Linked DNA regions of Homo sapiens: regions 1 and 2 are each linked to region 3. A link is a loop called in an ENCODE intact Hi-C map of the cell type or tissue named here. Cell type or tissue: PC-9. All regions are shown on one strand. Links, peaks and the distances in the headings refer to the core of each region. The heading gives the core; the rest is flanking DNA.

Region 1 (10,111 bases), core at 1,379-9,378, 160 kb before region 3:
ATGAACATTTACCCTAAGACGAGCGTTGTGCAGACACTGGGCAAGACACGTTCACGCATAGGGCCTCACTTGTCACTCCCACCAGCCCTGTGAAGAAGGAGGAATTCTCCACCATTATCCCAGGCCTGGAAATGGAGATTCTGTCAAGTGCAGAGATTTGTTCAAAATCCCACAGGTGACAGGGGATGCCCTGGGATTGGAAGGTGAGTCTTTGAGACTCCAAGCCCAGTGCTCACTCCTCCCACAAGACTGTGGTCAGAAATGAGGAGCTATGGCAAATAAAGTGGAAGGGGGGAGGTTTGGATGACGTGGTATCTGGAGTTTTACTTTATTATTTTTTAATTTTTTATTGAAACAGGGTCTCACTCTGTTGCCCAGGCTGAAGTGCAGTGGCACAATTATGGCTCACTGCAACCTCGACCTTCTAGGCTCAGGAGATCCTCCCACTTCAGCTTCCTGAGTAGTTGGGACCACAGGTGTGTGCCACCATGCTCAGCTAATTTTTGTAGAGACAGGGTTTTGCCATGTTGCTCAGGCTGGTCTCAAACTCCTGAGCTCAAGCGATCTGCCTGTCTCAGCCTCCTGAAGCACTGGGATTACAGGTATGAGCCACTATGCCCAGCCTAGAGTTCCACTTTAATATATCTGGTAGAGCAGGAACAGGCACAAAAATCAACTTTTTTAGTTAGGGAAACTGAGGCTTAGAGAAGGACAGCTGGAAAGTAGAGATGCTGGTATTTTGCTTGAATCTGTCTGACTTTTAGGCTTTTGCTCTCTTCACCACTCCACACTGTGGTTGCCAAAGCCAGACACCTCCTCCTTCTGACAATCTCTTCTCCAAGCCACAGCCTGAGGTCCACTGGGAACTCTGGGTCTTTTTCTCTCAGGTGGAAAAGATTTGAGCCTCTTTGCCTTACAACCCCTAATAGTGTCAGGCACTGTACTAGGTAATTTACAAGCATTTATTCATTTAATTCCCATAACAAGCCTGTGAGGTAGAAACTACTATTATCCCCATTTTTATGATGAAGGATCTCATGCCTGGAGAGGCCATATGATTAGAAGTGAGGGAATGGAATTTGCATTGGAGACTGACTCCAGACCAAGTTCTTCACTGCCGGGGTTGAGTGTAGATTTCACTCTCTGAGGTATATAATGCATGAGACCTAAAGACCAGAGTCCAAAGTCCCAGCTACCCTGTCCCTATCCATGAATTCCCACCCCCTCCTAAAGACACCCCTCATGCCCATCTTAACACCATGGATTAAGTCCTACTTCAGTTAGAGACTTCCTTTGGCCACCTTCGTACCTAATCCAGCTCTCACAATTACCCTCAAGAGAGGCATTATTGCTTCCATTTTCCTGAGGAGGCAGTTGAGGCCCTAGGGTCTCACAGCGTGGGTGTCAAGCTCCGAAACCACCTGTCTCTCTCTCTAAGACTCTTGCTCTCCCTGCTGGGGAGCCATGCGGGAGCCTGGGAAATCAGCTACTCCAAATCACGATTCCTGAATTCTGCCCCTGCCCATGTGCCTGACCCCCTCCCCACACGGAGGAGGGGCATTGGCTCAGTGATGTCCAAGGCTCCCTCTTTATCTCACAGCATTGGGTGCTGTCTTCATGACTCCATCAGGGCCCAGCTCTGGCAGAGGACCAACCTCCTGAGTACATACGGCTGACCTTCAGGCAGCTCTGGCCACCCCTGTGGCTCCACAGGGGTCCCAAGTCACATCCCTTCTCAGGGGAGGCCAATTCCCCTACCTCTGATTTCTGTGGGACCCTGGGACCTTCTCCAAGGCCCTTTCCATCAGACTCCATGTCTTCCTATCCCTTGCACTCATCAGGCCTGTCCTGGGGCGGTGGAAGTCACAAGGCCAGGCTGCTGGACCACACACTTGGCACCAAGTCACTGGACTTTTCACCGAGGCTCTGGTTGGGGCACTCATTCATTAATTATTCACTCAAGTACATGCCTTCTCTAGCAACTCTTCTTTTTCCCTTCAGTATTTTTAAATTTATTATAAAAATATTCAACAATATAAAACTATATAAAGTAAAAGGGGAGGCTTTCCTCAATCCACAATATCACTCTTGATTGGAACTAACTACTCTTAACAGATTTGGGGAATCCTTCCAGAAATGTCTATATGTGTGCATATATATGTGCAAATATAATGCACATGTGTAGTATTTACAGTCATGTAATCATATGACACATGTTACCTAGCATGCAATAGGCACTGTGACTTTTCCATCACTTCCTTTCTTCCTGAGTGTTGTCTCAGAACCACCTTTCTGTGTTAGTCCATAGAAGTCTACTTTATTACTTTTGAGGGCTGCGTAGTTTTTCTCTGTGTAATTGTGCCAACAGCACAATCTCCTTCAGATGACCTTCAGTGTTTTCCTATTACAACTATGGCTGTCACTTCCTGAGTTCCTATCATGTGCCTGTCACTACGGGAGGCCCTTTATGTACTCTTTTTTTTTTTTTTGAGACAGGGTCTCGCTCTGTTGCCCAGCATGGAGTGTGCAGTGGCTCACTGCAATCGTGACCTGCTAGGCTCAAGTGATCCTCCCACTTCAGCCTTCCAAGTAGCTGGGACCACACGTGCGCACCACCAAGCCTGGCTAATTTTTGTATTTTTTGTAGAGACAGGGTTTTGCCATGTTGCCCATGCTGGTCTCGAACTCCTGAGCTCAAGGGATCCACCTGCCCCAGCTTCCCAAAGTGCTGGGATTACAGGTGTGAGCCACTGTGCCTGGCCTACATACATTTTTTTAATGATATGGCATTCTTATTCTTGGATACTTCATGCCCAGCATATAATAGGTGCTCAGGAAATTACTGGAAGACCTAGCTCAAATGTTTCACCTCTGTGAAGCCTCTTATATTCCCTTTCCCTGTTCCCTCCCATCTCCCATTCAGGTCCTGCACTGGGCCTGACAGAGGAATGAGCAAGGCAAAGACCCTGGCTAGAGAAACTCACAGACTATAAACAGGCCTGGAAACAGAAAATTACAGCAGAGAATGGGAACAAGAAGCATACACCAGGAACATAGGAAGACTGACTGATACATTTGTGATGGTTTCTCGTATGTGTTAGCTTGACTGGGCCAAGGGGTGCCCAGATGAGATGTTATTTCTGGGCGTGTCTGTGAGGGTGTTTCCAGATGAGATTAGCCTCTGAGTTAGTGGACTCGGTAAAGTAGATTGAGCTCCCGAATGTAGGTGGGCATCATCCAAACTGTTGCAGGCCTGATTAGAACAAAGAGGAGGGAAGGAGAGGATTTGTCTCCTTCCTGCCTGCCTGCTGCTTGAGCTGGGACATCGGTCTTCTCCTGCCCTTGGACTGGCATTTATACCAGCAGTTCCCCTGGTTCTCAGGCACTTGGGGTTGGGCTGGAAACAATATCACTGGCTCTCCTGGACCTCCAGCTTGCAAGGGCAGACTGTGGAACTTTTTAGCCTCCATAACTTCTCAGTCTCCATAATTGTGTGAGCCAGTTTCCTCATTATCTATCTATCTATCTATCTATCTATCTATCTATCTATCTATCTATCATCTATCTATCTATCTATTCATCAATCAATCTGTTTAATCTATCTCCAGTTGGCTCTGTTTCTCTGGAGAAACCTAAGGCATCATCCAAAGTGATCCAAGGAGGCTTCTTAGAAGAGGTGACAGACAAGCTGACTTTCAAAGGCGTTGGTCAGGGATGTGAGAAAGCTGCCTGAGTTCTGTCTCACCCTGTATGTGGATTGACTTCCTGTATCTGTACTACTTTTCCTCCCTCATCATTTATGCCTCTACTTCCATAAAAAGGGATTTGGGTAGATTCTGATTTTTATAAAATGACACATACAATAAAAATACAACCATTAAGTAAGGAAAAGAAGTAAGAACTTTGTAATACAACGGGAAAAGAGAATGAACTACAAACCTACACTTAGAATAGTTCCTGTGTTTGATACAAGATTTAACTCTGTGCTTCCCAGCAGGCAAGAAGGTAGCATATCTGCACACATTGCAATGTGGGGACGGAGGGCCCATCCAGTGACATCAGGAGAGCGCTTGCTCACCCACCCCCTCTCTATTGATTTGTTCACTGTGTTAATGGCTCCCTTTTGTGTTTGGCTGGTCAGTGTTTTGAATTGGTCTTTAATTATATCTCATGCAAATGACTAAGGCATATGGAGAGGTTGTGGAGCCAAAAGTTTAGAAGCACCTATTATGTGCCACTCCTACTACTCTTCTCTGCAACATAAATAGAGGAAACTGAGGCTCGGAGGAGTTAAGTAAAACACTGGTCAAGTTGGCCCAGGGGCCCACATCTCCTGACCCCAGCATAGGCTCTTTATGAGTTTGGATGGATGAGATCTTTGGATGAGATATCTCAGAACAAGGAGCCAGCCTGGGCAATCCGTTTGCCAAGCTAGAGTCACTGAGCAAGCCAGACACCTACAGATGCCACAGGTAGGAACAACTGCTGTGTACTCTAGCTCAGCTTGAGAATAGTTGGTTTAATTTATGAATTTAGATGGTTGAAAAACCAAAAGCCATAGAAACAATCAGCACTTGTCAAGTGCCTACTATGTGCCAGGAACTTCTGTTTCCCCCTTTTCATCTGTGAAATGGGGATGACAGTAAAATAATGCCAACCTCTCCTGATTGATGAAGGATCAAGTGAGAGCCATGGAATCACTTAGCACAGAGGCTGTACTTAATATGTTCTTGAGAAATATTATTGTTATTTTCTTTTGTCTCTTTTTTTTTTTTTTTTGAGATAGAGTCTCGCTGTCACCCAGGCTGGAGTGCACCGGCACAATCTCAGCTCACTGCAACCTCTGCCTCCCAGGTTCAAGTGATTCTCCTGCTTCAGCCTCCCAAGTAGCTGGGATTACTGGCGCCCACCACCAGCCTGGCTAATTTTTGTATTTTTAGTAGAGACAGGGATTCACCTAAAGTGCAGGCGTGAGCCACCGTGCCCGGCCCACCTCAGCCTTCTGAGTAGCTAGACCACAGGCACTGGCCACTGTGTCTGGCTAAGTTTTTGATTTTTTTGTAGGGACATTGCCCAGGCTTGTCTGGAGTTCCTGGGCTCAAGTGATCCCACCACCTCGAGCTCCCAAAGTGCTGGGATTATAGGCGTGAGCATGTTGGCCAGGCTGGTCTCGAACTCCTGACCTCAAGTGATCCACCTACCTCGGCCTCCCAAAGTGCTGGGATTACAGGCATAAGCCACCACATCCAGCCTGTCATTATTATTATTATTATTATTATCATCCTCACAATAGTCCTGTGCTGTTGCTGCCAACGCCAGTGTTGTCTTACTGCTAAGGAACTGAGGCTCAGGGAAATGAAATGTCCAAGGTCACCAAGTTACAGCCGGGATTCTAACCCAAGCCTTTTGGGCTCAATTCCTGCACTCTCCATGTTAAGGGACAGAGGCCAGGAGATCAGGAGATAAAAATGAAGGTTCAGGAAAAGCATGTTAGGCAGGTAGGCCTAGGATAAGCACGCACGGCATGAGGTCTTTCTACTGGGTGAGAGGGCCTCTGAACGGCAGCTGCAGAGAGAATGTGGGCGGCACACGTGGCTGGCCTGGGCCCTGCGGGTAAGAGTTGTGGTCATAGTGGTGGGGCCCTGCTCAGGCCATGCCTAGCACCCAGAGGAGCAGCAGAGAAGTGACTGCAAAGCAGCCTGGGGCCGGAACCAGGTCCCAGGGCGGTCAGACCAGCTGAGGGACTATCGGCTGGTTGATGAGAGTTTACAAAGGGTAGGATGACAGCATTGGTGGGGACCACATTTTTGGCTTGTCCTCACTTACTCTAACCCAAATATTAAATTGCAGTAATTAAAAGTAGAAGTTAAGGGTGTGGGCTAAGCATGTTTCACACAACACAAAGGGGAGAAGAGGGCATGCCCCCTCTCTGCCAACCTGTCTGCTCCATTTGGCCTGGGAAGTCTGTGCCCCACTTATTTGGCAACACCCACCTGTGCAGGCAGCAACCAGGTGAGAGAAAGCAGCTGTAGCCATGAAAGCGTTGGCTTCGGGGCTGGAAAATATGGGCTGAGGTTCTGGCTCTGTGACCTGGGGAAATTTATTTTACTTCTCTGAGCCTCTGCTGTCCCTTCTAAAATAATCCCAGGCTCTAGGATTAATTTAGGATCAAGTGAGAGCCAGGGACTCACTTTGCATAAAGGGTGCACTTAGTAAGTGCTTTGATACATTATTTTCTCGTCATTGTCTTAGTCACGTGGGCTGCTATAACTGGGTAGCTTATAATCAACAGAAATGTGCCTCTCACCTTTCTGGAGCCTGGAAAGTCCAAGATCCAGGTGCTGGCAGATTCAGTGTCTGGTGAGGGCCTGTATTCTGGTTCATAGACTTTGACTTTTTGGTCCAACCTCACATGACAGAAGGGGCAGGGGGTCTCTCTAGGGCCTCTTTATAAAGGCACAAATCCCATTCATAACGGCTCCAGCCCCAAGACTTAATCACCACACAAAGGCCCCACCTTCTAATACCATCACCTTGCAGGTGAGGATTTTAACATATTAATTTTGGGGCGGACTTAAACGTTTCGACCATAGCAGTCATTATTATTATCATTCTCACAATGGCACTGTGAAGTTTCCTCAGGAGTGCTGCCTCAGTTTCCCCATCTGCAATGGGAATAGCTGTGGCTACTCCAGAGTGTGGCTTTCAGGATTAAATAAGATGGAACACACAACACAGTGCCTGGCACACAGGAGGCCTTTCCTCCCTCCCTCCGTCAGCCACTTCTGCAGGGCTGGTTGTTCTAATTATCTTAATTCACCAGGAGGCGCCAGCCTCTCTACCAGGGTTCCCTGTGTGGTGGGGCCCTGAGACCAACAGTCAAGTTGAGGAGGTGGTGACGCTGGCCATGCATCTAGAGGACACAGGGCAAGGCCAAGCTGTCAGCCAGAGAGAGAAATACTTACAATTTTTCAGAGGCCACATAGCTCCTTCCCTACCTCATTATCTCCTTTTATTCTTGTACCTCCTCTGGGGGAGTGGGATAGATGTGATCTTCATTTTGCAGATGGGGAAACTGAGGTAAGTAACCATTCCATGGCTACACAGTGGGTCCTTAATGGAGCTGGTACTAGCTACCTCCTTCCACAGTCACCTACCAGTGCTGGGGCTATGGCCGCCAAGGGGAGAAGCAGCAAGTCTGGGGGGTCCTCACAAGTGGAGGCTTACTGACTTGGGAAGGTCCACTGCCTCCATGGCCTGGTGGGGATTGGGAGGGCCTGGTGGGAGGAGGGAAGCTGGAAGGGGTAGCTTTCTCCTAGAAAGCTCACTCCCTTTTCAGTGACTTCTTATAGTGATGGTTGTGTCTTTAGAGTTCCAAACTAGTATTTTGCAAGGAGGTCTCAAGACTCTGTGAACATCACCCTCAGATGGAAGCTTCGAGAGTATCTGCCTAGGTCCTCCACCCATTTGACTGATGAGGCAACAGAGTTCCAGAAAGAAGTGACTTAGCCAAGAGCAGGGCCAGTAGCAGAATACTGCAGCCCAGTGTTTTCACACCACTGTTGGAGGCCCTGGGGACAGGACAATCCAGAGGAGAGGACATTTGGGCAGGACATGGCAGGCAGTGAGGCCACAGTGAGATACTAGGTCTTATTCTGCCGGGCACTGCCATCAAATCATCACTTATCTTTTCCCTGCAACAACCCTGGGAGGTCGAGGTTGTTGTCCTCACGTTACAGGGTAAGAAACAAGACGACTCAGAGAAGGCCAAAGTCAAATAGCTTCTTCGTGAAGGAGGCAGAATTCAAATCTGGACCTGCCTGTCTCCAAATCCTACACATTTTCTATTACATCTCTTGCAATGGGTTCCATAGTGGCCCCCCAAAATTCTTGCCTTTCCAGGAACCTCAGAATATAGACTTGTTTGAAAATAAAGTCTCTGCAGATATAATTAGCTAAGTTAAAATGAGGTCATTCTAGAATGGAATGGGCCCTAAATCCAATATGGTAGGTGTCATTACAAGAATAGGAAAGATACAGAGATGGACAGGAGATTGCCATGTGAAGACACAGGCGGGGAAGAACACCATGTTGAGACCGAGGCAGAGACTCGAATGATGCGTCTACAAGACAAGAAACATGCAGGATTGCTGGCAACTGCACGAAGCTAGAAGAGGCAAGGAAGGATTCTCCCCTAGAGCCTTCAGAGACAGTGTGGTCCTGCCAACACCTTGATTTCAGACTTCTAGCTTCCAGAACTGTGAGACAATAAATTCCTATTGTTTTAAGCCACCCAGTTTGTGGTACTTTATCACAGCAGTGCTAACAAATTAATATACCTCCTTCCCATGGTACAGAAGGGGGGTGACATACAGGCATCTTAGCTCCCAGGTGTGGTCCTGCCGAAATTTAGACTATCAGGACAAACCCAAGGCAGAGGAGGAGGACGAAGGACATGTGATGTTTGACATACTCTTTGCAGGGCTTTGTGCTTGGCACTTCACATATGGGATCTTGATGTAAGTGCAGCCATTCCCATTTCCCAGATGAGGAAACTGAGACTTAGAAAAGGGAAGTTACTTGCCCCAAGCTCATTTTTTCCCTGCCCCGCGGTGCTATGCAAGGAGCAAACCCAGACTCTAGTTTGAGTTCCAGGGAAGTAAGTTACTCACTTCCCTTCTCTCAGCCTCACTTTCCCCATCCAGAAAATGGGAATAATACTTTCTGCCTCTCAGGTGGTTGTGATTTCTTTTCACATCCCTTCACTCAACAGATATTTACAGAAGGTCTCCTCTGTGTCAGCCTCTGCTCTAGGCCCCAGAGACACAGCAGTGAACGAGATGTGCCCAGTTCTTGCTCCTAGGAGTCTGATTCTTTTGGGTAATGCCTGTCAGGTGCTCCACAGGGGCCAGCACTTAGTGAGTGCTTGGGGAACCTTATGGGGATAAGAATATAGGATTGAATGGGATGGTGTGCAGAATGGGCTTGGCCTGTAAGAGGAGCTCACTTTGGCATTCATTTCTTAATCACTATGCCAGTGATTCTCTACCCTGCCAGTGGTGGTACAGCCTCCTGGACAAGGAAGGTACAAGGTCCTTTGGGCCTGGGCTCCATGTTCTTGGGCACCCAGCAGTCGCTGCTGTAAGCTGCCTCCCCAGAGCCAGCAGAACTCTCTGCCCAGGCCTGGTCTGTGGTCTGTGCAGGCCGCCGAAGGGGCCTTGGGTCTTCTTATAGGGGCTGCATTGCTGCACTGTCCCCCTCAGCTGAGCCTCCTCAGCTCAGCCCCACCCACTCCCTGTCACTGTCCCTGCAGGGGCCAGGCCTGAGCCTGTCCTGGAGGCGCTCCCAGCTGTCCTGATATCCCCTCTGGCTTCTGCAGACACTCCCCCTTTCTGCCCCTGGAGGCCTCCTCTGGTCACCAGCCCCTTCCCCTCCCCTCCAGAGGTGTCCCCAGACATCATCTCTGTGCTATTCCTTTTTCCTGGCAACGGTGGCATTAAATATCAGCCAGGCTCTGCTCAGTGCTGGCAGGGTGGGGGTTCTTGATAACCATGTGGTTTAGGGGAGGGTCTTCTCAAGCTCCTGCATGATGGGCTAGGAATGATTGGGTTGATTGTGGTCTGGCTCTGTTCCCAACTCACTGCACTTCCTTGAGCAAACCTCTTCCTTCCCAGACCTGGGTTTCTCTGAGAGGCAGCCCTCTCTGCTTTCAGCCGGGGGTATGAGGACCAGGGCACACAGGTCCTGAGCAAGTGGCAGCAGCCAATCCCAGGATGGCTGACTTTTTCCAGGTGGGCTCTGGGGATGCAGCGCAGCTATGCCCATCAAGCCTCAGAGAAGCGCGTCCTCCTGTCCTCACTTGCCCTGAGTGAGCCGGGAAAGCTGGCAGCAAGCACTGGGAAGCAGGCTCTGGCGGGCCCTGATGGCTCAGCGGTGGCAGCAGCAGTGGTGGCAGGGGCTATTCTGAGCGCTGGGAGGGGCTGGGGAGCTGAGACTGGAGGAGGGGAAGTGACAGGGAGGAGACAGTCTCTTGAGGGCGAGGGGAGTGCCACCTTAGCCCCGGGTGGGGGGTGTCTGCCGATGGCAGTGTGTGTTGGGAGAATTGTGTGGT
Region 2 (10,111 bases), core at 1,133-9,132, 130 kb before region 3:
GGGCTGGGGGTCGGGAGGCCTGGGCTCACATCCCTGCTCTGCCACCAGGTCTCGGACAGCCTTGGGCAAGTCCTTTCTTCCCCATGGGTTGGGCCAGCCATGGTTTCAGGCTGAGGCCTGAGCTCCAGGGGTACCTGGCTGGATATGGGACAGAGCAGGGAAGGATGCAAACCTTCAGAGGCCTGGAGCTTGTCTTGGCGGTAATTCTAAAACATGTGAATAATGTGTATAAAGAAAATGTGGGTGGATTATGAAGTCTATGCAAAATTTCCTTGAAGTCTAAAAAGGAAGCTTAGACTTGCAGGAAATTTTGACCTGTGCAACATGCCCCCAGACTTCCCCTGCTGCCAGCTTCTAGGGATGGTTTACATGGAAAGTTTGAGGAGCACTGGAATACTGGCTTCCTAAGATTCTTTGGGATTCTCAGACCTGTTTCTGTCTTCCATGGCAGAATGTGATATCCTTTAGACTTAGAATAAGACCAACCTGTAATCCCAGCACTTTGGGAGGCCGAGGCGGGTGGATCATCTGAGGTCAGGAGTTCAAGACCAGTCTGGTCAACGTGGTGAAACCCCATCTCTACTAAAAATACAAAAATTAGCTGGGTGGCAGTGGCACGCACCTGTAATTCCAGCTACTTGGGAGGCTGAGGCAGGAGAATCACTTGAGCCTGGGAGGCGGAGGTTGCAGTGAGCTGAGATCGTGCCACTGTACTCCAGTCTGGGCTAGAGTGAAACCCTGTCTCAACAAAACAAAACAAAACAAAACAAAACAAAACAAAACACCAACCTGAAATCAATACATGGCACAGCACTTAAGCTGTGTGACCCTGGTAACTCACTTAACATCTCTGAGCCTCACTCTCCGGTTATGAGATAGGGATCACAATCCCTGACTTGTGTGGAGTTCATCTAATGATTACATTTGATAAAGTACTTAGAGTGCCCAGGGCTGAATGGGCAAGCGCTTGCTAGGTGCTGGTACCTGGTACTGTCCTTCCTCCAGGACATAATGACATTGATAAAGAGGTGTTGCCTGAGTGACCTCCAGCTGGAGAAATGGGGAGGTGGGAGGTGGAGCCTCTTGTAAGCCAGACAGTCCTATGGGGGAGGAGAACTGAGGCCTCCTAGGAGGCTGAACACAGGTGTTGGGGAGGGGCTGGGGAGCCAGGTGCAGGGGTGGGAACAGGAAGGGGGTATCTACTTGAGGGAGCACTGCTCCCTGGGGGCCCAGCTCCCCTCCCCTCAGGGTCTCCAGAGAACCAGGCAGGGCAAGGCTGGCAAGTCCCAGCTGTTGCCTTCAAAGGCCAGAAAGTGCCAGAGACAGGGAGCCTGGGGCCCTGAGGAGTCAGATCAGTGCCTGGAGCTGGGGGTGAGGGGTGGGAGGGTACCCTGGGCAGCAGGAAGGACCCCTCCTCCAGGAGACTGGTGGGAAGGAGGCAGGAGGGAGAGCCTCACAGAGCAGTGGCTGTGAGTGTGGCTGGGTGGATTCACAGGTTAAGAGCAGGTCCATGAGCTGGGCAGAGCTGGAGTGGTACCGGGCATCGTTGCCTAGCTGTGGGGCCACGGGAAGTTACATCATGCCTCTGGGCCTCCGGTCCCTAGTGTATGAAATTGGAGAATGCCAGCTTCCCAGAGTTGTTGGTGCCCAGCACAGTTGCACACAAGGCATGATGTTAAAGAGATGGAAACAGCAGGTCTGTTGGGGGACCGAAGGGGTGAGAGCTTCTGGCCAGAGTGAGGATATAACCAACGTTTATAAGCACCTGGTGTGCAAATACTTATTCATGCACATGTAATGATCTTACAGCCTTAAGAGGTAGTTACTGAATGTAGCCCACTTTTTCAGAGTAGTTCACTGAGGCTCACAAGAAACTGAGTAAACACCCCATGGTCACATAGCTAGGCAGCCAAAGAGCCAGGCATCCTGTCCCACCCTCTGATACCCAAGCCCCTGCTGTTTCCATAGCAGTACCTGGACCAGGAAGTTGAGGCCACCAGGTGGGAGGCCCCAGAGGTGGGGTGCCGCAGGCCCAGCAGAAGTTCTACTCCAGATTCCAGTGGGGCCAGTGGACTTCCTGCCTTCCTCTGTCCTCAGAACAGGCCTGGCAAAAGCAGGCAGTGACATGGGGAGCACTGGAGACTGGCACAGCAGAATTAAAAAGAGGATGTATGGAGAGATGGCAGAGGTGAAGCCCAGGGAGGAACCGAGGGACAGCAGAAAAGGCCACCTTGGGCAAGCCATTCCTCTCTCTGAGCCTAGGTCTTCTGGCGTGTGAATGGGGACTTTGCCACACACTGTGGGGATTTTGAGAAGGCTCCAACAGCAAGGGGCTTGGAGGGCAGGCAGGTGGGTCAGGAGAGGAGGGCAGGGTGCAGCCCAAAGGGCAGGCAGGAGAGCTGGGCTGGCCTGAAGGTGGGCACTGAAGAGGGTGAAGGCTGAGGTCTCTGTGGCAAAAGGATGTCTTTTGAGGGGCCTGCTGGAATCCAAACCCTCTGTGGAGTTCACAGCAGCTAAGAGGAGTTGGGGTGATACCTCCGAAAAGTCTCAGGCCTGGACCCACCTTGGGGACCCCAGCCTACTCTGTTTCCCCTGGCCAGGCCCTCCCAGCAAAGGGTTAACAGTCTTCTCTACCTGCAGTTGCATTTTAAAGACACGAAATTAAAGCAGGTAATTTATTCTCCCCACACACGAAAGAGCAATTAGTTCTAAACAGGGCTTAATCAGTCACCGCGAGATTGATTTCTGGAGCCCTGGGTTTTCGGGCTCCTGGCGCCACGCCAGGCTGGAGAGGGAGGGGGGCGGACAAATGAGCCGCGGCGGCATAAGCCCTTACGTAATCTGCTGGGGGCCCTGGCAGCCTGGTTAGCCCCGCGTGGGGCTTGGCTGAGCTGGGGAGACGGGGTCCTGCTCCCTGCTGCAGGCCCCCCGCAGGCTCAGAGTAGCCCACAGGGTTGGCCATGCCCCCAGGGAAAGGCTAGGCCCAAAGCTGTGGCCTCACCCTCTGGGCAGTCTCTGTGTGGGAGTGGGGAGGGATGGGGGGTGCAGTTCTGGGGCAGAGGGTGGGTACTCTGGGTTTGTCCAACCCGGTACTTACACCTGTCCCCTCCCTCTCCCAACCCCCTTACCTCATCCTCATCCCTATCTCCCTCCTCCTCCTACACTCTCTTATCCTCCCCCTCTTCTTTCCATCACGTCCCCTCTCTCCCCATGGCCTCCTCACCCCCCGACTCCCACCCGCGTCCTTGTCTCTGGCCACAGAACTCCATCCGGCACAACCTGTCGCTGCACACCCGTTTCATCCGCGTGCAGAACGAGGGCACCGGCAAGAGTTCGTGGTGGATGCTGAACCCCGAGGGCGGAAAGACAGGGAAGACCCCGCGGCGCAGGGCCGTGTCCATGGACAACGGGGCCAAGTTCCTGCGCATCAAGGGCAAGGCGAGCAAGAAGAAGCAGCTGCAGGCGCCCGAGCGAAGCCCGGACGACAGCTCCCCGAGTGCGCCCGCCCCGGGGCCGGTGCCTGCCGCAGCCAAGTGGGCCGCCAGCCCCGCCTCGCACGCCAGCGACGACTACGAGGCTTGGGCCGACTTCCGCGGCGGCGGGAGACCCCTGCTCGGGGAGGCGGCCGAGCTGGAGGACGACGAGGCCCTGGAGGCCCTGGCGCCATCATCGCCGCTCATGTACCCAAGCCCCGCCAGCGCGCTGTCGCCGGCGCTGGGCTCGCGCTGTCCGGGTGAGCTGCCCCGCCTGGCCGAGCTGGGAGGCCCGCTGGGCCTGCACGGCGGCGGCGGCGCGGGGCTGCCCGAGGGCCTGCTGGACGGCGCGCAGGACGCGTACGGGCCGCGGGCCCGCGCCCAGGCCCGGCCCGGTGCTGGGTGCGCCGGGGGAGCTGGCGCTGGCGGGCGCAGCCGCCGCCTACCCCGGCAAAGGGGCGGCCCCGTACGCGCCGCCCGCGCCCTCGCGCAGTGCCTTAGCCCACCCCATCAGCCTTATGACGCTGCCCGGCGAGGCGGGCGCCGCGGGCCTGGCACCGCCGGGCCACGCCGCCGCCTTCGGGGGCCCGCCCGGCGGCCTCCTGCTGGACGCTCTGCCGGGGCCCTACGCTGCCGCCGCCGCCGGGCCGCTGGGCGCCGCGCCCGACCGCTTCCCGGCCGACCTGGACCTCGACATGTTCAGCGGGAGCCTCGAGTGCGACGTGGAGTCCATCATCCTCAACGACTTCATGGACAGCGACGAAATGGACTTCAACTTCGATTCGGCCCTGCCTCCGCCGCCGCCGGGCCTGGCCGGGGCCCCGCCCCCCAACCAGAGCTGGGTGCCGGGCTGAGGGCCGCCTCCCGCCTCCGGGCGCCCCGTCCCGTCCCCAGGGGGCCTCTGTCTTCCCATCCTGATTCCCGGGTCCCTGCCCCCGACTCTAGCTCCCCAGGAGGCGGCCCCAGCCCAGCTAGGGACCCCTCTCGGAGGCCGGCCGCCGGGGAAGGGGAGGGAGGGGCCGGGGCACCCCACTGCTCCTGCCCACACTCCTGAGATCCACCCCCTTCTCCTGGGCAGGAAGCCTGGGAGAGGAGGCTGAATTCCAGGCTGGCTGGGAGTAGGGAGGAGCGGGGTGGGCCGCCTGGTGTGGACGGTGGTCGGGGAAGCCAACTAGGAGATGGGCCAGGGAGCGTTTACAAATCTTCAGTTTCATTTGCGGAGGCCTAGCCGTGACCCCGCGCCCACCCCAAACACGGATCTGATTCCCACTTGACACACTTTCCCACTGGTCTTAGTCTCACCCACCCGAAGCCAGCAACCCTCTGCGGAAAACTCACACCTACCTATATCCATCCACCCTGAGCAGCCCTCCACCCCCAAATCGCCCTCCGACGACCGCCACCCCCACAGTTCAGTCTCCCCCTCCCATCCCTGCCGGCCCTCGCTTCTCCCCTCCCCCGTCGGAGTCAGTCCCTCTCTTCAACCGCCCCCACCCCCTAGTACTGGTCTCAGCTTCTGCAGCGGGCCTCAGCCCCGTCCACCCCCAACCCCGACGCCCCTTTCTCCGCGCCAGTTCTGGCCCTTCTCCCATATTTATAAGTGTCCGGCCGGGACGGGCGGTGGGCGCGGCGTCCCCGGCGCGTATCGTAGGCAGTGTACCGTGGCCGTGCCGTCAGAGTGTGCGTGTGCGTGTGTGCCGTGTCGAGGCTGTGTAGAGTGCATTGTACAGCATATTTTCATGAATAAAATTGTTTTAAATATTTCCCGCGCCTTGGGCTAGAGGAAGGGGAGTGGTGGCGGAGGATAATTGACAGGGAACTTGGGGCAGGGGGAGGGTTCATGTGCCTGAGTCACTATTGTGGCTTTTTGTCTGGGTACTCGTCAGCCTTTGCTAAACTAATGCTCCTCTGCCCGGCACATATTGGTTAAGCGCCTACTGAGTCCCCCGTGCTGAAGATGTGCTTCGTCGAGCTCTGCACCTGTTTCTGTGAACATGTGCATGCACGAAGTTTTGGCCCAGGAAAATGCGTCCTAAATAAGCCTCAGAGATTGGGAGAGGATGCACAAATATTTACTGAGAACCTTTAGTGCCAGGCTCTGTGTTGGGCACGATTTTTGTTCCCATTGTACAGATGAGAAAACAAGGTCAGAGAGAGAAAATGACTTGGGAAGGAGGGTAGAGATGGTGAAAAGAGATCCCTTTGAGGTGCACAGACTGCTGTTGGAATCCATTTTCTACAGTTTGCCAGCTGTGTGACCTCGGGCAAATTTTCAGCCTCTGAAGCCTTGTCTTCCTGGACTACACCATGGAATAGTAGCATCCATCTCATGAACTTCTGTCAGGCATGAGGAAAGGTATGGAAAGTGTTCAGCGCAGGTCCTGCACTCGTTCATTCCAGGAAGATTCGGTGAGCACCTGTTAAGTTCTTATACCAAGCATTGGGGCTGCCCTAGAGCCACACGGACACAGTCTCTACTCTTAAGGAACTTAGAGGCTCCTGGGGAGAACAGGCCAGCAAATAGGCGATTATAGATCAAAGCTGTGCTGATCGGAGGAGGAGCTGGGGGCTGTCGTGGGAATGAATGATGGGGCAGCACTCATCTTGGACTTGAGTCAGGGAAGGTGCCTGGACTGGTGCTGCCTCAGCTAAGCTTGGTAGGAGGAACTGGCATTGGGAAGGGGATTTAGATGAAATGGCATGTTCAAAGGCCCAGAGTCAAGAGGTGTGTGGATTCCAGAACCAAAAGCAGTTGAGTGTGGCTAAAGTTCAGAGAGGGACAGATTACTGATGGCAGGGAGGCTAATGGGCCAGAGGGTTCAACAGTGGAAGAGGGACAGTGTGGCCCAGCCAGAGGTGCTGATGTGGCTCAAACCAAGTTATGGGGGAGGACAGTGGGGCTGCAAGGGAAAGGATGAATTCACATCTACTTTGGATATGGAGTCATTGGGGACTTGGTTGTGGATTGGACCTGGGGGATGAAGGACAGGGAAGCATCAATTGATGCTTGGTTTTTGTTTGGGTATCTGGGGAGACAGGGCCATTCCTTGAGATGGGGCACACCAAAGCAGGAGGAGCCCTAGGGAAATTGATGTGCTCATTTGAGCTATAGTTCATGAGAATCTTTGGGATTTGGAGCAGAGGGAGGGATGTTCAGGAGCATACACACTGCGTGAAATGACATTCTCTGGCACTGGGCAACATAGTGGCCCTGAGGTGTCCACTTGCATAGTGGGGTCAGAGCCCAGAAGGTGTCTGGGCTGGAAAGGGAGGTCAAGAATCAGGAACACAGAAGGTGTCACTGAGGGGTTGGAAATGGCTTGGGAGGGGGAGGATTGCAGAGTTGGAAGAGCAGGAAGTCCAAGTCTGCTTTGATGAACATCTTGGCACAGGAGGGACCCACTGGCTGAGAGGAGAAGAGAAGGAAAACCAGGACCCCAGGGGATTGGGGACGGTGTCCTAGAAAGGAATACCCAATGTTCTTGCCTTCTGGAGCCTCACTTTCTCGGTCTGAAAGATGGGGCAGTAGCACCTGTTTCACACATTTGTTTTGAGGAGTAAATAAGATAGGAATTATTGTGTGAGGTCACACTATTGGCAAGGGCCAGAGCCCCTGAGTGTGTACCTCCAACACCCAGGCTCTCGTGCAGCCCCCACTGCCTCTGATGAGGTGGCTGAGAGCAGAGGAGCAGAGGAACTCAGAGCCAGTAGAATCCGCACAGATTCTGGGCTCTGAGTTGGGGCTGAGACCCAACCTGGTATGGCGGGTGTCCCTGCCAAGTGGGGAGCACATAGAGGCTGATGGCCCCTCCCCTGGGACAGATGCCCCAGCCCCACCCTACAGCCAGCCTCTGAGACAGCCCAGCTGGGTGTGGGCTCCATATGGGCTGCAGAACTGCCCCCACCCTAGGCTGACGGAGGGTGGGCCGCTGGTGTGTGTGCGCAGGGCTGTGTGTTTCCATGTAGTCCCATATGTGTCTGTCTGTGTGGGCCTGTGTGTGTGTGTCTGTGTGTGTGTTAGGGGTTAGTGAGTGTGCTGGGCAGGTGGGGTGGTGCTTGAGGTTCTCCCTGCCGAGTGTGCACATGGCTGGGCGTGTGTGTGTGTGTGCGTGTGTGTGTGGTGGGAATGACAGTGGATCTGCCTCCAAGTGTGCCCACACAAGTGCCGGGGCTGTGCAGTCCATGCCTGTGTGAGGTGCTGTCTCTGTCCCCACATGTGCCATGCACACCCTCCTCTCTGGGCTTGCCTGCCTGTCTTGGCACAAAGCTCTCTCCGGGAGCACCAGCACTGGTGTTCCCCTGCCAGGAGTGTCTTCTGGGCTGCTCTGCTGTCTGTCGGAGGGGAGGGGAGCAGAGGGACACTCCAGACCCTGGGATCCAGCCCAGCTTATGAGCAGGGAGGAGTGGGACCACCTCAGAGCTCTGACCGAGCTCTGCCTGGCTCAGGCCAGGGATCATTCCAGACACAGCTTCTGTCCTGCTGGGTCTCATCAGGAGAAAGGGGGCAACACCCCTGTGGCTGGGGGGCTGCAACTGGCTCTTCCCCATCAGCTTTGGAGCCCAGCAGACGCGCTCCCCTCTATGCCCACTCCCTGGGAGGCGTCTGACACATGATTTATTCATAAAAAGCCATTATTTGTGCCAAAGAAGAACTGAGCCGCTGGCTTTTTAAGTGCTGATAATGCTTTCAGCCTCCCTGCCTCTCCTCCTCTCCCTTCCCCTCCCGTCTTCTCTCTTCTCTCTCACCTCCTTCCTATCCTTTCTCCTCCTCCCCTTTCTTCCCCTTCCCCTCCGTTCTTTCCCTTGATATTCCTTGATTGTTCTCCCCACACCTCCTCTCCTATTTCTTTATAGACCTCCCCTCTCACGCCACTCAGCTCCTTCTCTCTACAGTGAGGCTGGGTCAGGGAGGCTCAGAATCAATTGTCCCAAACTGGGTAAGGCCTGCACTAGCCTGGAGCCCCAAGGACCCCACCCCTCCACCTCATCCTTCACCTCCAAAGGACCAGAGGAAGGTTGGGAGGAGGGGGGCCAGGCTGAGAAAAGTGGCGGGGTGAGGGGGGTCTTTGGAGGCTGTCCTGACCAGCTCCCCCTATGCTAAAGGGTGTGATTTCAGCACTCTTATTAGCACCAGTACCCCAGACTCCCAAGTAAACATTCAGTCTTGGTAAAAACAATGCACTTGCTATACAGGTTCAAGGTAAGCCCCTTAGAATGCCTTTCTCCCCTAAAGAATGCCCCCATATAGAAATTCTGGAGTCACCATTATTGAGGTGGTGCCAGGAGAGGATGGCATCAAGGGAGGCACTTGGGCCCCATGACAGAGCATCCCCTGTTCTCAGAGAGGAGGCAGCAGAATGAGTGTGTTCACAGAGCTTGAACATGGACCCAGGAAAGGTTCTTAGAAGCAGACACCATAGACCTACATGTGTGTGGCTTCGAACGTGCACATGCACACACAGACCAGCATGTGCATAGCTGCATACTTGCTCAGGCAGATGCAGAGCCATTCCTCACCCCTTTCCAAAGCTTTCCTCCCCTGAGCACCTGCAGCAGGGGCTGGAACATTTTCCCCATTCAGACACTTGCTCATTCATTCATCCATTCATTCATTCACTCCATGAACTTTGGTTTTATGCCCCCTCTGTGCCAGCCTTTGTGCTGGGCACTGGGGAGGCAGAAATAAACATTATTGGGCCCTAGAGAGGGGGACTGGAGCAGAGAGGGCACTACAGGCCCTCCCCTGCAGCCTTGGGCTGGGGGTTGGGGGCCCAGCAGGTGAGGGGTTAAGTCATTTGGCATCCAGAGCTGGAGCCATTAGGCCTCCTAATTATGAAATTATCGAGGTCCTCAGGTGACTGCTAATTTCACACACACTGTTCCTCTCACGGCTAATGAATGCCCGCAGAACCCACACCTTGTCTTTCCTGCTGAACGGTGACCTGCAGTTAATGAGCTCAGGAAGGCAGACAGGCCTCCGGCTGGGTGGGTGGGGCACCAAGCCTGAGGAGGGGCCCACTCACCCCTCCTTCCCCTCCCGGCTCCCTTTGCTGGCTGCCTGCCCCAGTGAAGACTCCAGGGCCAAAGCCCAGCCCGCAGTTTCTGCAGGACAGGCTAGGCCCAGCGCTCTTGGGAACAGGGAGAGATAAAGATTTGGGAGGGCTTTGGGTCATATGATCCTGGAATGAGCGTGGGCATAGTGAGGGAGGGATGGACGAGGCAGGAGTGAGAAATGAAATGTGGATGGTGGAAGAGGACCATTTCTGCTTGATTCTTGGGCCATGTCAGGGACATTTATGAAGGGTGAGGGAGTCATGACAGCTTAAGGGGTGGGGATTTGCAGGCAGGGTACAGTCACACCCTGATGCTGGAGACGACGATGACTTTGGGGGATAGTGATGCTGATGATACTGGGGATGTCAACTGGTGAGGCTGCCGTGCTGCTGCTGCTGGTTGTGATTTGTAAAGTTTAAATTTTTTAAATTAAAAAAGTAACATAAAACATGTACCCTGCAAACTAAGAAGGATAAAAACAAGGGACACATACTAGTTGCAATCTTAGGTGGGGCAGTGTGGGAGCCCACGTCTAGAGGCTGTGTTCCCCCAAATGGAGGCACGTGGATCCTCTGGGCTGACCA
Region 3 (10,111 bases), core at 1,202-9,201:
CTCCTCGTGGGTTGTTGTTTTTTTTTTAAATGTATGTATGTGATTTGTTTTGTTTCTTTTTAAGCAACAAAAGGTGTAGAAAAAGGCACAGGTAACTGCATACATGGGAAGGTACAACAGATGGGGCCGTGAGAGCTCCTGGACGGAGGGACAGATGGGGCTGAGGAAGTGGGATGATTCGAGGAAAGTGGCTGGAAACGTCTGTTGCTGGACACTGGAAGCCAGATGCTGAAGCAGTTGGAGAGAGGCTAAGCGTTGGGGGGAACCCTGTCCTCAGGCTGATGTGGATGTGCCCTGGGCTCCCCACTTCCTGAGGGCTTGGGGGAGTCCTGCCTGGTCCTGGGTTCCCCGGAGAGGTTCCTCGTCCGGGCTGGGAAGCGGGCAGAGGCCTCTGCCAGGCAGCCCACAGAGCTGCTGCGGTCCAGCGGCGGGGTGGCAGAAGGCTCGGGGTTGGTCGGTGCACGCGGGGACTCCAAGCGGGGGCTCCAGGACTGCGCTGCCCGGCGTCCCTGGGGCGGCCGGGGCAAGGTGTCGGGTGGGGTGCAGGGGCTGTGCGTGGGTGTGGGCTCTGCAGGTGCCCCGGTCCCATGGGGTGTCCAGTCAGGAGGCCTGCCCGGGCCTCCGCCGGTCCTCTCCCTCTCCTTGGGGTAGTCCCCGCCCTCCAGCTCTGAGGAGAGTGTGAATTTGGAGACCTTAGCCACAGGCGACACGGAGGCTGACGAGCTCTCAGTGGGACTCCAGCGGCCTCGCTCCTGGGCCTCCCGGGCCCCTGTCAGGTCGCTGCCACCCCCGGAGAAGCCACTGACCCAGGCTGCGGTGGGCCCTGGCAGCAGGGTGGGGTGGGCTCCTGGCCGGGCCTGCACCATCTGGATCCCACCGATGGGAATCAAGGGACATGGGGCACGGGTCAAGTGCTGGGAGTGCAGAGGCAGGTGGCTGAAGATGTTCTCCTCTGTCCGGGCCAGGATGTGGCCGTGGAAGTCATGGAGGGCGGAGAAGGGTCGGGAGGAGAGAGGATGAGCAGGGCCGGGTGAGCAGGAGGGACTTCGGGACTCGGCCTTCTGCTGGGGTCAGAAAACAAGACAAGGTAAGGTGAAGGTTACATGCTGGGCACATGGGGAGCCGAGGCCTGGAAGTGGGAGGGGGACTCGCCCAAGATCACAGAGCGAGTCCAGGGTCCCGGCTGAGCTGAGCCCAGAACCAAGTTCCTGACTCCCTGCCCACAGATGCTGAGCCAGCTGCCATCTCTGGAATGGGCCATCTCCAGCTCGACAGTGACCATGAGTATGCTCAGGCCCCATGGTCTCCATGCCTCTAGCCAGCATATCTGTCTTCAAAGGAGGGGATACTTGAGCGACGTGGGGCCCTGTTGTCACCCATGAGCCTGGCCTCTATGTGGGTCTGCTGCCTGTCCTGTTCCTAAAATGGTCTTCACCCAGCTTCACTCTTGGACATGAGTTCCCACCTGAGGCTCTTTGCCCTTCTGCTACCTCCAGGAATTTGAATGTGAACCCAAAATTAAAAATCAAGGAAAGATTCCTAGATCAGTGTTCCTCCAGGAGTGACAGGGCTGGGTCATGGCAACACGGGGACAGAGAAGGTGTCGGAAGGGGGTCAGCTGACAATGATGGTGCTATCGGTGGAGGGGTCATGGCAGCTGAGGGGACAGGGATGGTGACTGTGCTCATGGGGTGGCAGCAGTGGTGTGTTGGTGCAATGGTGACAGTGGTGGTGCTGGCCATGGGGATAGTGCTGATGGTTGACAAGGATGATATTGGTTGTGGTGTCTCTGAGAGCACTGGTGACAGTGATATTGGAGATGGTGATGGTTTTGGTTAAGTTGTGCCATCTGCTCAAAGAACACAGGCAGATGGGGATGGGGTGGGGGATGGGGAATTGCACGAGTATTTACAACCTCATCCAAGGCCACACCCCTTGCAAGTGATATGATATCGTTTGGATATTTGTCCCCGCCCAAATCTCGTGTTGAATTGTAAACCCCAGTGTTAGAGGTGGGCCTGGTGGGAGGTGTTTGGGTCATGGGGACGGATCCCTCAGGGCCTGATACTGTCCTCCAGATAGTGATTTCTCATGAGATCTGGCATTTTGAGCGTGTGGCACCTTTCCCCCAACTCTCTCTCTTGCTTCCACTCTGCCATGTGAGATGCCTGTTCCCGCTTTGCCTTCTGCCATGAGTAAAAGCTGCTTGAGGCCTCCCCAGAAGCCGAGCAGATGCTGGCACCACGCTTCCTGTACAGCCTGAAGAACTGTGAGCCTATTCAACCTCTTTTCATTATAAATTACCCAGTCTCAGGAATTTGTTTATAGCAATACAAGAACGGACTAATACGTGGTAGAACCCATTTCCCATGAACTCCAGAGTCCATGCTCTGTGCTTCTGAGGCTAAAATAAAGTTTAATAAGCCAGCTGATTTAGGGCAGCCAGCATGGTGCATGGCACAGTAGGTGCCTAATAAATGTTTGCGAAATTATTAATAACTACTGAGCTGGCAGAGCTGTTTAGTTCCAGGTGTGATACCCAGGAGGGTGTGAACTTGCAACCCCTGCACCCACAGGGGAGAAGCGGCCCAGCCACCAGGGGCAGGAACTCACCCACGGGGAGGCGCAGGTCTCTGGGCTTCTGCTGAGGAGCTTGTGAGGTAGAGGCGCGGGCGGGAAGAGAACCCGTGGGTCCAGCCCCAAGCCTGGGCCATGCTCCCCCGCTGAGGGGCTGCCCGGCCCAGCCAAGGCCCACTTCCCTGGCGGCGCTGACCGTGGTGGTGACTCGGCCTGACCTGGAGACCATCTCCTGGTGGGCGAGTATCTGGGGAGGCCTGGGTCGGTGGTACCCTCGAGTTTGGAGAGCACATGTGCTCGAGGGGCCAGTTCTCTTCCCAGGGGGCAGAGGGTGAGAGGAGACAGCTGAAGTCTTGGAGACCCACAAGGGAGAGCGCCCATGCCCCTTCCTGGGTCCACGTGCAGGCCAGGTGGGCTTGGGGCTGAGGCCTGTGGTTCTCGGGCCGGGGAGCATCGCTGGGGAGATGAGTCGTTTTTGGTTAGCGAGTGTTTGCGGGCTAGTGGTGGACGGCTGCCTGCTTCTTTGCTTGGGGACCACGGTCTTCTTGGGGACACAGGCTTGTAGCTCAAGGCTGAGCCTGTGTCTTTCTCCACAGAGCCCAGAGGGGCCGGTCCCAGCCAGGGGAGGCCCGGCATGCTCTGGCTGGACATGGAGCAGCTGCTGGCTGTCAGGCGCTCAGCTTCCGAGACCGAGCTGCCTCGTGTAGCCTCCGTGCCAGAGGCGGGGGCATCTGGGGGCTGAGGGCCCAGGATGGGTGAGGAGTCTGCCCGCAGTGCATGTGGTGGGCCAGGCGGGGGCGCCTCTGAGGATGGTCTGGACAGCTCATCCTGGCTCTCCTCCTCATCCTCATCCTCGTCTTCGTCCAGGTCTGAGTCTGAGTCCGAGTCCTCCAGGTCCGAAAACTGGTGCTCCTCCACAGCCTCTGAACCCTCTCGTCCTTCCGAGTCCTGGAACAGGTCGTCACTGGTTCCTGAGGGCAAACACAGAAGACCCAAGGTCACAGTTGGGCCTTGGCCCCACTGCCCACACGGCTGCTCCTCTCTGAGCCCCAGTTTCCTTGCCTGCTGACTGGGCAAAATAGCCATCGCAAGGGCACAAGATTGTTGGGACAACCAAGAAACGTAACAGATATGGGAGCGCTTTGTAAATAATAATGAACAATAATTCCCTTATGCCTAGAATGTGCAATGTTCAGTTCTGAGAGCTTTAGGTATATTTATTCATTTAGACCTCAGAGAATCCTGTGAAGCTGGTACTGTTCTCATCCTCATGTTACAGATGAGGAAACTGAGGTAAGAGAAAGTAAGTAACTTGCCCATGGAAGACAGCAGTAGGGCTGGGATTGAGCCATAGCAAAGAAGACAGTCTTTGTTTGTTTGTTTGTTTGTTTGTTTGTTTCACTAGCATCTCAGTGCTGGCTTCACCATGGGCAACTTACCACCTTGCTCTGCTTGGTCTCCCCCTTTGTCGAATGAATGTGATGGTCTCACCTCACCAGGTTTTCTAGGAGGACTAAAATGAAGGCCTGGCACATATTGAGGGCTTAAAAATAATTATAGCTACCATATTAATACATTAATGATGAAATCTGTTATTCCAGGACAGGGCAGTCACACTGGCTGGTCCAGCAGCACAGAGCCATCCGTGGTCAGTGTACACACACATCTGCCACGGTGACCAGGCTCCCGGTGGCTGGCACAATGGCATCTGGCAGGTGGCGGACTCTGGCCTCTGTGGGCGGCTTGACTAAGCTGGCCTCAGGCTGCAGAGCAGGTCCCCATCCCAGCCACGCTCTTATCTGAGGAGCCACTGCCCTTTTGAAGTCCAGGCTGCCTCTAGCCTCGGGGCCCTCCCATTGCCTGCCAGCCCCAGCTCCACCCCATAGTTTTCGACCTACATGTGGCTGAATGCCCACTTTTGTCCACTTTGGACATCTGACTGCTGCATGTTGAGTGACTTGGAAGCAATTGTTCACAAGAGTAAACAAAAAACAAAATTGTGATACTTGTTTCAGATATTGTTGGACATTTAGGTCACTTGCACTCCTTAAACAGACTATAAGAATAATGACAGAGTTATTGAATAGAGTCTAAAAGTGGGGGTTAGGGCTCTGGAATACTAGCCTCCTGGTCTGATTCCTCTGGGATGACCCCAACCAGTCGGGTCACCTCTAACATGTCAGGAGTCTAGTTTGGGCATCTCTGAAATGGACAGCAATCCGGATGCTGGGGAGAGCTCCGCTAACATCTGGCCTGTTCGCTGGCCCATCACTAGACCATTGGAACCTGTTTCTGGTCTGCAGAGTGAGGTTGCTGACAGGTGGGTTGAGCTGGCCAGCCAGCCCCATCGCTCACACATATCAGTACTGCACCCACCTGACCAGGAGGGCTGGCACAGAAACTGACTCAGGCCGCTGGGGCAGCTAGGCTTTGGCTCTCAACCATGCCCAGCTGCCCCGGGGCCAGAAAGCCCGGAACTAGCACTTCCAAGTCACTCAATATGCAGCAGTCAGATGTCCAAAGTGGACAAAAGTGGGCATTCAGCCGGATGTAGGTCAAAAGCTATGGGGTGGAGCTGGGGCTGGCAGGCAAAAGGAGGCCCCTGAGGCTAGAGGCAGGGTGATGAGACCAGAGGAGGAATGAAGGATTAGGATGAGAGCAGGGCTGGGGATGGGGGTGAACTTTGTAGTTATGCCCCAGGCATTTACCTCCCTTGCCTAGGACTTTGGGAGGGGCCTAATTCAACACCTGTTCACCTGGCCCTGCCCCTCATTTACATACAGCAAAATCCAGGCACAGATGACCCAGTGAGAGCTGGTGGCTGAGTCAGAACTAAGGTTTACAGCCCTTGCATTATTACGCTGACAGTTTAAAAATGATGTGCTGCACTAAGAAGCAGGGAATGGTCGGGTTTGAATCTCAGCACTACCACTTCCTTGCTGTGTGACGTTGGATACTTTACTTTCTGTGTGTCTGGTTTCCTCATCTGTAAACTGGGTAGCAATAAAAGCACTCTAGGAAGCTGTTCAGAGGACTGTGAGGGTCTGGCACACAGTAAGTACCCAATAAACTTCAGCTCCTGTCATCCCATGATACCCTGTCCCCCCAGTCTCAGCAGGCAGGTAGCTGGGGTGGGATTGTCAGCATTTTGCAGATGAAGGTCACAGGGGTAGTGTTAGGAGTGAAGGAGAGTCAGGACCAGCGTCTCCTGATGTCCAGCAGGGAGGGCTCCTAAAGATCCTCTTTACTAATGTGGAAGTTGAGACCCAGTGGGGGTAATGGCCCGTCCTGGGCACTCAGTGCATGAATGCTGGAAGCCAAGAGTCCCCTGCCCAGCTCGGGGCTGGCCGGGGCCTCCACATCTGCGTTCCTGCAGGGCGCTGAGGGAATGCCCCTGGCTGGGCGGCCCCGCCCCTGCTGGGATCCAGGCCAACGCTCCACAAATGAGAGAGCTTGAGCGCGCGGCGGGCGCCGCTGGGAGAGGCCACACGGTGGCGCTAGCGCCCAGCCTGGCCAGCACCATGGGCAGGGCCGGGGCGCCTGGCTCCTTCCAGGCAGTTCTCCCACGCGCCACCTCGCGTCCCACAGACACGAACTCCTGCCGCTCCCCCCGGCATCTGTCTCGTCGCGGGAAGTGGAAACTCCATCCTTCAGTCTCTTGGGCCGTAATCCTTGGAGTCCTCCATGGCTCCTTTTCGTTCTTCCCCCTCTCTTCTGCCCCATATGGGGTCATCTGAGCCTGTGGGCTCTCCCTCCGGAACCTCCCCAGAATCCCGCCGCTTTTCCACCTCCTGAGCACACCCGTGCTCCCCGCGCCCACGGCACAGGCCAGAGGACGCCCTGCCTCTCTCCTCCGCTCCAGGGCACCCCCCCATGCCCTTCAGCCCTCAGGCTCTAGCTCTCTCTGAACCGGCTGCCCCCGCGTCCAGCGGGCTCCAGCACGCGGGCCAAGCGCCGTGGCCCCCGGGGACCCCACACCTGCTGCTCCCTCTGCAGGAGAGCTCCTCCCTGACCCCACGTGGCTCCTGACCCCGGTTCCTCCGGGTGGGTTCTCTGCTCACACCGCCCTGTCTAGCACAGCGGCCCTCCCCACGGGCCCCAGCCCTCACTTGGCTCTTCTGCTTTCTCTTTGGCTTCACAGGCAGGGCCCCTGCTCTACTCCACCATCGTTCCTTGCCCAGCTCCCCTGCCATGCCGACTGCCTGAGGGCAGGAGCTGTTTTATTTATTGCGGAACCCCCAGCACCCAGAACAGAGCCAGGCACAGAGACTGTGCCCAGTAATTACTTCTGGAATGAATGCATGGATTTCGTCCTCCGAAAAGTGGCTCTGAGCATCCTCGTTTGCTCCACTGGGAAAATGAGGCTGGGGCAGGGCAGGGACCTCAGGGGAGGGCTCTGGCTTAGGTTCAGGCTCCCCTGGTCCAGCCCACCAGGCAGTGGACTGGCATGCAGCCAGGGTTTTTGTGTGACCTTGGGCTATTTTTACCTGTCTGAGCTTTGACTTCCCTGACTTAACATGAGTGACACAAGTTTCTGCCACCTGTTTTGAGGACTCAATGAGACAACATGTGCATATGGCCCAGTGTATCCTTGACAAGCATAGTGAACCCCATTCTAGCTTTGGGGGGGAACAGCCCCAAGTTCACTGTGTTCTCCTCTATAAAAATGACTTATTCCACCTAAAAGGAAATATGACTTAACTCTTTTTTGTAAGACCACAAATACATCCCCAAATTGGAAAAACAAAAACAGAACAAGACACACAGTGCGTGCATACACACTCCTCTCTGTCACACTCTAAGTCCTGGGGCTGATTTCAGGGAATCAGTATGCTTCCTGCTTTGCTTGGTGCTGGCGAGATGGCTCCAGCCTCCTTCTGTTGGAGGGACTGCCGTCCACCACCAAAGCCCCTCTGGCCACCTGCCTGACTGCTGAGGCTGGGCAGTGCTCAGCCAGACCCACTGGCTTCGACTCCTCTGCCCTGTCTTCTCAGAGACTGACTCTAAGATGCCTCCTGGGGATTGACCACCATGGCCGGGGTGTGTACGGGGATGGGGCTGGGAGGTGACAAGCGGCTGTCAGGTCTGGTTTGGGCTTTTTTGAAACTCTCCTAGCTCCAAAAGGCCCATGTGTCAGGCCCATGCCAGAGTGTGTAGGCAGGAGTGTGGGTGTGGAGCTTCGGAGAGTATGTGTCCCACAGTGTCACTATGAGGGGTTGGCTGGGATAATTCAGGGCATGCATTTAGAACCCGCCTGACACATAGTGGGCACTCAATCAACGTTGGCTGTAAGTTCTCTTGTGTGCATTTATTCAGTAAACATTCACTGAGCACCCATGGGTGCCAGGCGCTCCACCTGCATGGCAGATGGTAATGCATGATAGCTAGGGCTGCAGAGCATATCCTATCAGCATGTGGGGAGGTGGCTCGATCATTCAGGGAATTTAACCTTTGTCTGATACTTGGGAGAACTGAAGGTGAAGCTATTGGAGGGAGAGAGGGGAGGAGGGGGAATGGGGCAAAGCAGACAGAAAGGAAGCAGGGAAGGCAAGCAGGAAAGGTGGAGGAGGATAGGGAAAGCGGACAAGGGGAAAGGGGACGGAGAAGGTTGGCAATTGTTACCTTCTTCGGCTTCCAGCTCCTCCAGCACCCCTGTCTCTTGGCACTTTTTGCTGTGGGCCTTCGACTTCATGTGCTTAGTCAGATTCCCTAGAAAGAAACGAGAATACTTAGGCTCTGCTATGGGGCAGGAGGCCAGGGCGGACCCAGGGCTCATGGAGGTAGCACCTGGCCGGCAGGCCATGGTTTCTCAGGCCAGTCAAGGCCCTGCCAGCTGCAGGGCTGGGCAGGAGCTGGGGTATCCCTCTGCCCCGGTGCTCAGGCCCAGAAGTGTAGCCACAGCTGCTGTTCAGGGCAGTGCACAGCAGCTAGGTGGGGTGGGCGAGGGCTGTGAGGGGACAGACAGTATAATGAGGAAGTGAGATGCTGGTTAAAAAACAAACAAAAAAGAAATTAAAAGACAACTCAAGTGCAATAGGTTTTTTTTTTTTTTTTTGCTTCTGATTTAAGTCTGGCCCTAGTAGCTGGTGACACTCATCAGGCAGGACTATTGGCCATCTCAAGTGTGGGATGACGTGGGAGGCTCCCATTGACCGGCATGACGGGTGAGGACTGAGCATGCCCTTCTGGCTGAGGACACCTCTAGGGCAGCTCACAGGGCAGAATTCTAAAGTGTAGGTAGAGAAACCAGGGCAAATTTAATATTAGGCATGGCGAGAGGGCAGAAGGTGAGAGTAGGGAAGTCTACTAGCCAGGGACTCAGGAGCCACAAGGCTGGGGGCCCAAGCTTGGTTTCCATAGAGAAGTCCCATTTCTGGGCCTTCAGTTTCCCCAGGCCAATCTACAGTGCAGACACAGGACCAGGGTGGTTCAGGGAAGGCCTGGGCAAGGCCTCTGTCCTGCTCCATGCCTACAAAGCCCTCAGAGGGGAGGCTGACTTTGCCCCAAGTTGTAGGTCCAGCCCACAAGCTGAAGAGTGGAGGCAGCAGCTCTGTGGAATCAGGGAACAGTAGCAACAGCTTCAGTTCCCCAACAGGTGCACAACATTTCACAGGCCACACAGCTCTGTGGACAGGAGCGTTCTAGGAAGGACAGGCAGAGCATCCCAGCCTGCCCCAGAAGAACACAGGCCAGATGCCTCAGGATATTCCTTTGGGCCCAGCAGCTACTCCCAAACCGTGATGTGCTCACTGTTGCCCTGGGGATGGCTATATTTCCATATGGTCATTAACATCATAAGTCATAAGTTCCCTGAGTCAGGTGCTCTGTCCCATTAGTCTAATGAATTGGTAAGTTTGAATGGATGGATGGAGGAGAGAAGAATGGAAAGAGCTAAGCCTCCTGGAGTGGATGAATAGAGCGATTGGTGCGTGGATAGATAAAGTGGATAAAGGAAATATAAAGAGAATGAAGAACAGGAAGAGGATAGACAGAAGGATGGAACGCTAGATGAGCAGATAAGGAGATGAATAGGCAGACGGAGGATAGGTGAGTAGATGAAAACAAATGGAAGGATAGATGGAGAATGGGTCAATAAACAGATGAGATGATGGAGAGCTGGATGGGAGGACAGAGACGTGGATGAATGGAAGAATGGAAGAATGGCTGGTTGGATGGATGAATGGATACATGCACTATTACATGCATGAGAGTACAGACAGAAGGATGAAAGAATGGGAAGTTGGATGGGTGGGAGGACAAATGGGAGAATGGTAGGAACAGATAGGATGAGCAGATAAATGAACAGGAAAACAATTAGATGAGATGGATGGATAGGTGACCAGGGAGAGGGCCCATGGATGAACTGAAGGGTGCTTCTTAATCATTCCTAGAATTAGAAGAAATATTTAGGGTTTTGCTAAGAGGTTAATGGGGGACCCTTAAGCTGGGATTCCCTGAGGTGTCCAAGTCAAGGGCAGCAGGGATGGGAGGGGAGCTGTTTCCTTTCCTCTTTCTTCACCTTGGTCCTAGTTCA

Evidence for each region. Hi-C counts contacts between places; a loop is a spot of excess contacts. Peaks named below come from ENCODE experiments on the same cell type or tissue, not always from the same donor. Only the 100,000 strongest peaks of a DNase experiment are listed, where the experiment ranks them.
Region 1: a loop joins it to region 3, with 2.1 times the contacts of the local background. A loop is called at or near these places in 2 of 110 quality-filtered maps.
Region 2: a loop joins it to region 3, with 13 times the contacts of the local background. A loop is called at or near these places in 2 of 110 quality-filtered maps.

The regions. Positions count from the first base shown.
Region 1 is chr1:41,348,353-41,358,463 of GRCh38, forward strand. No RefSeq gene overlaps it. Among named protein-coding and RNA genes, the nearest start is that of FOXO6, 8.0 kb to the right of the region's middle. In PC-9, for the core only: no CTCF peak of the experiment used is centred there; a DNase peak (open chromatin) is centred at 5,589; H3K27ac peaks cover 1,171 bases.
Region 2 is chr1:41,378,355-41,388,465 of GRCh38, forward strand. FOXO6 (forkhead box O6) reads left to right here. Exons shown (of 3, transcript NM_001291281.3): 2 at 3,262-3,854; 3 at 3,856-5,236. The coding sequence ends at 4,327. Among named protein-coding and RNA genes, the nearest start is that of FOXO6-AS1, 7.7 kb to the left of the region's middle. RefSeq lists a silencer at 3,883-3,932 and an enhancer at 8,716-9,696. In PC-9, for the core only: no CTCF peak of the experiment used is centred there; DNase peaks (open chromatin) are centred at 4,247 and 5,327; H3K4me3 peaks cover 3,283 bases; H3K27ac peaks cover 1,505 bases.
Region 3 is chr1:41,510,203-41,520,313 of GRCh38, forward strand. HIVEP3 (HIVEP zinc finger 3) reads right to left here. Exons shown (of 9, transcript NM_024503.5): 7 at 8,200-8,286; 8 at 2,614-3,548; 9 at 1-1,064. The coding sequence ends at 249. Among named protein-coding and RNA genes, the nearest start is that of EDN2, 31 kb to the left of the region's middle. RefSeq lists enhancers at 2,826-3,326, 8,556-8,605 and a silencer at 5,971-6,150. In PC-9, for the core only: CTCF peaks have their summits at 3,408 (motif pointing right) and 6,076 (motif pointing right); DNase peaks (open chromatin) are centred at 4,379, 5,129 and 6,049; H3K4me3 peaks cover 1,113 bases; H3K27ac peaks cover 3,013 bases.